2 separate regions of the Mus musculus genome follow, and region 1 is linked to region 2. The links are chromatin contacts, found by POLR2A ChIA-PET in ENCODE. All regions are on one chromosome and are shown on one strand. The core of a region is the stretch at or near the end of the contact, and the rest is flanking DNA. Distances in the headings are between cores, read along the strand shown. Region 1 holds the start of Sbds (SBDS ribosome maturation factor). Region 2 holds the start of Gusb (glucuronidase, beta).

Region 1 (3,280 bases), core at 105-2,604, 250 kb before region 2:
GTGGAAAGGGGCGGGCCTGTGGGAAACGCGGTCCAGAGCGGGAGATGCAAAAGCAAGCGAGCTTCCTGCTCCACTGTTATTTCTCGCTTCGGCTCAGAAGGGGAAAGGGCAGGACAGAGGGCAGTACTATCAAGAAATAAATGACAACCTGGCATGCTGCTGACTGACCATTAATCCTAGCACTCCAGAGGCACAGGCAGACGGATCTCTGGGAGTTCCTAGTTAATGGACAGCTTGTTCCGCCGCGTAGTGAGCTCCAGGACTACGTATGCCAGGGCTATAAAGAGACCTTGCCTCAATCAATCAGTCAATAAATGGAAAAAAGGAATTCAGCTTGATGACACAGACCTGTATTTCAGCGCTCTTGAGGCTGAAACAAAATGATCACGAGATTCAGGATAGCTACTATTTGGAGAAAGAGTCTCACTGTGTAGCTCTGGATGGCCTGTAACTCGCCTATATAAAACAAAATGGCTTCGAATTTACAACGCAATTAGCCTGCCTCTGACTCCCATGTGCATAGGTGACTAAGCCAAGAGAGTTTTTATTTACTTCTTTTAAAAGTTATAGCCGGGCGTGGTGGCGCACGATTTTAATCCCAGCACTCGAGAGGCAGAGGCAGGCGGATTTCTGAGTTCGAGGCCAGCCTGGTCTACAGAGTGAGTCCCAGAACAGCCAGGGCTACACAGAGAAACCCTGTCTCAAAAAAAAAAAAAAAAAGATATATATATGTGTGTGTGTATATATGTGTGTACATATACACACATATATGTGTGTATATATATCACTGACTGCTCTTCCAAAGGTCCTGAGTTCAATTCCCAGGACCACATGGTAGCTCACAACCATCTGTAATAGGATCTGATGCCCTCTTCTGGTGCGTTTGAAGACAGCTACCGTGTATTCATATACATAAAATAAATAAATAAATCTTTTAAAAAGTAAATCTTAAAAAAAAAAAAATAGGGCTGGCGAGATGGCTCAGTGGTTAAGAGCGCCGACTGCTCTTCCTAAGGTCCCGAGTTCAAATCCCAACAACCACATGGTGGCTCACAACCATCCGTAACGAAATCTGATGCCTTTTCTGGAGTATCTGAGGACAGCTACAGTGTACTTACATATAATAAATAAATCAAAAAAAATTTTTTTTTAAATTTAAAATGAGCGCAGCCTCTGAACTCTGCAGAACTATTCAACCAAAATATCATGTTTCCACCCAGATAATAAACATTACTCACCCATAATAGGTAGGCGTAACTGGCGCCTGTAAATGACGTCATCACAGAACGACCCGCCTTCCTTTGAGGGTGGAACTAGAGGGCGTAAAAAGTCACGGCGCGCAGGCGTGGTTGCTTTCTTATCGGCTGCCTGGCTAGTGCGCCACTTGACGCATGTGCAGTAGGGCAATCGGGCGTGCGGTAGCTTCTTCCCTGGTAGGTTCCGGAAGAGCCGCGCACTCCTTGGGCGTTAAGGGTTCGCGCGCCGCAGGGTCGTTTCAGCCGAGCACTTGGCGTCCCCTCGAGCTCGAGATCTGTGAACAGCCACCATGTCGATCTTCACCCCCACCAACCAGATCCGACTGACCAATGTGGCCGTGGTGCGGATGAAGCGGGGAGGGAAGCGCTTCGAAATCGCCTGCTATAAAAACAAGGTCGTCGGCTGGCGGAGTGGCGTGTGAGTAATCCTGTGCCCAGAGTTCGGCGGCCTGGCCTCCCTAACCCCGGCTCCTGCGACCCATCGGTACCTTTCAGGCCTGGTTTACCCGATTCGGATTGGGTTCTGCTTTGGGATTTTGTTAGTATCATAAAAACTGCCAACTACAAACGCCATCAGAGCCGGGTGGGACCGATGGTTTAGGCCTGTAATCCCAGCGCCCAGGAAACTGAGGCAGGAGGATTGCTGCGATTTCCAGGCCAGCCTGGAACGTGTGTGTGTGTGTATGTGTATGTGTGTGTGAGAGAGACCGTGACCGACCCTGTACTAATAAAACAAAGCTGCGGTCAAGAGGACCCGAAATTGCAGTAGCCTCTTGGATTAAATGTTTAAATCCGGCCGGGCGGTGGTGGCGCACATCTTTAATCCCAGCACTTGGGAGGCAGAGGCAGGCGGATTTCTGAGTTCAGGGCCAGCCTGGTCTACCGAGTGAGTTCCAGGACAGACAGGACTACAAAGAGAAACCCTGTCTCGAAAAAAAACCAAACCAAAACAAAAAAAGACAGGAATCCAACATTCCAAATGCTATCTCCAAGAAGAGAAACATTATGGTCATTTTCCAGGGATAACAATCGGGAAGCTAATCTTACACCTACAAATCCTGAAATTAAAACGTCACACCTCAGAATCCCCAGTTTCCCAAAGTGCGTAGTAGTGTCTTCGCTACTGCCATCTAGGGACAGATATTCCAGGACAGAAGAAACACCACTCCCCACCACACCCTGAGTTTCCTTACATAAAACAATGATGTAGTTTTTCCCTCTGTGGTGAAGTGGGAGAATCCAGATACTGTCCTTCGCAGGTAGCCACCAGAGAGAGAGTGTGGTGTGTGTGTGTGTGAGATTTCTCTTTTTTTTTTTCTTTAGGGTTTTTGTTTTGTTTTTTTTTGTTTTGTTTGGTTTTTTTTTTTTTTTTTTTTGAGACTGGCCTCAAACTCCCAATTTCCCTGCCTCTGCCTCCTAAATGGTGAGTTACAGATGTGCACATCACACCCAGCTTGCAGCACTTGCCATTTCTCTTGTTGCTATCTTGTGTTTAAATGTGAGTGGATTTTCTACTATCCAGTGGATTCACATAGGACTTTCTCTCCTGCCCTTTCAAGGGAAAAAGACCTTGATGAAGTTCTGCAGACCCATTCAGTGTTTGTAAATGTTTCCAAAGGTCAGGTTGCCAAGAAGGAAGACCTCATCAGTGCATTTGGGACAGACGACCAGACTGAAATCTGCAAGCAGGTAGGTCCTGCCAGGTGCAATGTAACAAAATCTCACGATGGTAGGCAACATCTGGACCACTGTGTTTACTGTTTTTCTTGATGAGTTTTTGTTGTTTTAGCATTTGTTGGGTCCCTCCCACCTCCAGTTTATATTGTTGGGCAATTTGGGGAGGTCTGTATGGTATTTGTCTGTTGCTATTTTTTTGAGACAGAATCTCACTCTGTAGCCCAAGCTGACATCAAACTCAGGGGATAGCCATGCTGGCATGGAACTTCTGATTCCTCCAGGGACATGCCACCTCACCCACATCCATTATAATAGCATGCAGTGATTAGGACCGGAATCCACTACTC
Region 2 (3,295 bases), core at 33-2,532:
GAAGAACAGCTAATGCTCTTAACCACTAAGCCATTATCTCTCTAGCCCTCCCCAGCAAATAAATAAATAAATAAGTCAGTCCTTTTAAAAAAAGGATTGACCTTTAACCTCTACCTGCACACGGTCATGTGTATACACACATCTGAAGCAGGCACCTGAAACATAAACACTCAAATATAAATAAGTGGATTGGAAGCTAGCATACCTGTGCTTGGCCAGTTTTACTCATGCTGAGAATCATTTCTTCTGTTCAGCGTCACCCCCAACCCCTTAACAAGCATACTGGTAATTGCAACAAAATGTAGGTATTTGTAACAACAACAACAACAAATGGGGAACCTTCTCTTGTGCTTAAGTTCAGCAGGCTTTAATAATGCTTTAGGGAGCAGGGCAGTGGTGGTGCACTCCTTTAGTCCCAGCCCTCAAGTGACAGAGGCAGGTGGATCTCTGAGTTCCAGGCCAGCCAGTTTAGACTAACTAAACAGAGCTCTCTGGAAAAACCCAAATCAAAACGAACCAAACAAAAACATTCTTTAGGGAACTTCCTTTTGGCTCAGTCTGAAAATCCAAATGCACACCTTGGGGTGGTTGTATCTTTAGTTCAACTCAAAGATTTAGGTTGAAACCTAAATGATATTTACCTCCGTTTTAAGAACTGGAAACTAACCAGGTGGCATATGCCTTTAGTCCCAGCACTCAGGAGGCAGAGGCGGGAGGTATCTCTGTGATTTTGAGCCTGGTCTACAGAGTTCCAGGACAGCCAAGGCTTCAAGACTCGCTTAGCTGTATATGTACTTGCCCAAGAGTGAAATCTGAGCACTGTTTGCTCAAGCCTGTTAGCTAGAGAGGCTGGAGTGATGGATTGGGGGTGGGGGTGGGGTGAGAGTTACTAAGACCACTTTCAGAGAATGGCTGCTGCAGGTCATGTGAACCGTCATCGCAACCTTCATTTGTGACTCGAATGACATCACACAGGTCCAGGAGACACTTCTTTCATGGCCATTGCTGTCAGTTCTACTCCCTTCCTCAGAGACCTCTAAGAAGAGACCTAGCTTCGAACCTGCCTGCGTGTCCTTTCCAGGCTTTAATAACAAACTCCCCAAATTCTTCTCAGTGTCTCTTTTGAACTCTCATCCTTTCACAGGAGTTATGAAGAAACAGTGGGATCAGGGACTTCAGGGCTTCTTTCAGATCTTAGCCTAGTGGTCCTGAGGGGCAAGCCCCAGAGTGTGAGGGAAGGAGGGGGAGATATTAATAGATGTGAGGCAGGCAGCGGCTGACGTCAGGCATATGGGGAAACGATCCAGGACTTCAAGCGACTTCCTCTTTCTGCAGAGTCCAGCCTTGGGGCCTCTAGATAGCCTTGAGCCAGCAGCTGTACAAGCGCTTGCCCTCAACCAAGTTGGCGCAGGCGGCTTCTCTCGAGAACATGTGACTCTTCCAGGTCCCGCCTCTGCCCTCCCAGAGAGGAGGCTAAAAAGCCCAGCCGCTGGTCGGTGGGCAGCCTGGCCAGTATGTCCCTAAAATGGAGTGCGTGTTGGGTCGCGCTGGGCCAGCTGCTGTGCAGCTGCGCGCTGGCTCTGAAGGGCGGGATGCTGTTCCCGAAGGAGAGCCCGTCGCGGGAGCTCAAGGCGCTGGACGGACTGTGGCACTTCCGCGCCGACCTCTCGAACAACCGGCTGCAGGGTTTCGAGCAGCAATGGTACCGGCAGCCGCTACGGGAGGTGCGCGCTCCCTGGGACCCGGGGTCTGGAAGCTTCCAGAAGTCAGGGGATGGGCGGAGGGATGCCTGTACCTGGAGATCCCCTTGTGCTCACCTAGAGGAGGTTAATATGGGTTTGCAGGCTGGGGAGGGGAGCGACCAGAGCAGGAAGTGGGACCTGGCATGCTGAGAACCGCATGGTTTCTGCTAGGCAGGCGCTGCCCCAGGCAATGGATTTTTTTGTTTTTGTTTTTTTAAAGCTTTTAATTTTACTTCATAGTGCTGGGACTTGAACCCAGGGCCCTGTGTGTGCTTGTCACTACTGAGCCTTTTGTTTATGTTTTGAGGCTGTGTCTCCTTCGATAACCTAGGCTGGCCTGGATGTCCGGGTGAATCTCTTGCTCCCACTTTAACTTTCCTGAGTGTTGTAGATGTTTGTGCACACGCCTCCTGCATCCCGGTGCACATACCTCCCATGCTCTTTCCCATCTTGTGAAAAGTAGAATCCTAGGAGATGCTACCCACTACAGAGATTTGGGGGCGGGGGTAGAGGAGGGGGGAGCAAATGTGACTTTGCACAGAGCTAGCAGAGGACCCTCATCCCTGCTCTCCTTTCCTACCTAGGTAGGGTTGGCGCAGAAGCAGGCTGAAGCAAACCTGTGTGCTCACAGTCTCCTCCTCTCTCAGATTCATTCATTCATCCTACCTCGTTTCCTATTGGGCTCTCTCCTCTTCCTCTCTTCTCTCTCTTTGTTTAAAATGTGTACCCATTATTTATGTGGGGTGGGGGGGCGCCACCCGTGTGCTACACAGTACATGTGGAGGTTGGAAGATAACTTGCTGGAGTCTGGTCTCACCTAGGTCACCAGGGATGTAACTAAGGTCATCAGGCTTAGTGGCTAGTGCCTTTAACCCACCAAGTCATCTCACCAGCTCTGTGTGTGTGTGTTTGAGACAGCGACTCACATTAACCTCCGACTCATAGCCATGTGGCTCCCTTAGCCTCCCAGGTTGCTAGAGTTACAAGTGATGAACCACCACACCTGGCTTAGACTCTCAGTTTTCAACTGCACTGCCCAGCATTCAGCAAAAGAGGAAGTAAGGAGAGGACATTGCCACCACAGGCCTTCTCTGTTTCCTTGGGGGCCCCTGTTCCCTGCTGTTGGCCTTCTTCCTTGTAGCAATGGTCACCTGCCTTTTATGTCAGGGTCTGGTCTTTCCTGTTTTAGACTGGCCTGTGGCTCTTTCCATGGAAATCTTGGCTCTGGTACTATCTGCCCTGAGAAAGAACTTGGTTTGAACAGTCTTTTTCCATCAACTGTCCTGCAGAGTTCACTTGTGGATGCAGCCAGTATTTTACAGAGTCTCTCCCCTGTGTCCCCTATGGTTCTCTAGGGTGCTGGGGGCGCAGTCGTGAAGAATAGACCCAATCCTTCTCTTTAGCCAGAGTCTCCTGTATCCTCAGGTCAGCCTCAGATATACTATGAAGCAGAGGATAGCCAGGGAATGACCCTGAACGTCCATCTTCCTGGCTGCACCTCTCATCTGCTAGGATTACTGGTGCGCTCCGCCATGATTGGCTTATACAATGCT

What was found. ChIA-PET counts read pairs that join two places held with the same protein, here RNA polymerase II (POLR2A).
Region 1: POLR2A ChIA-PET joins it to region 2 with 14 read pairs in embryonic stem cell. The contact joins the promoter of Sbds here to the promoter of Gusb in region 2. POLR2A ChIA-PET finds 5 or more read pairs at or near these places in 2 of 5 experiments (Patski and embryonic stem cell).

Annotation. Positions count from the first base shown.
Region 1 is chr5:130,253,604-130,256,883 of GRCm38, reverse strand. It overlaps Sbds (SBDS ribosome maturation factor), which reads left to right and starts at 1,354. Exons shown (of 5, transcript NM_023248.2): 1 at 1,354-1,674; 2 at 2,816-2,945. The coding sequence starts at 1,547. It also overlaps a transcript of Tyw1 not described here.
Region 2 is chr5:130,001,036-130,004,330 of GRCm38, reverse strand. It overlaps Gusb (glucuronidase, beta), which reads left to right and starts at 1,282. Exons shown (of 12, transcript NM_010368.2): 1 at 1,282-1,724. The coding sequence starts at 1,515.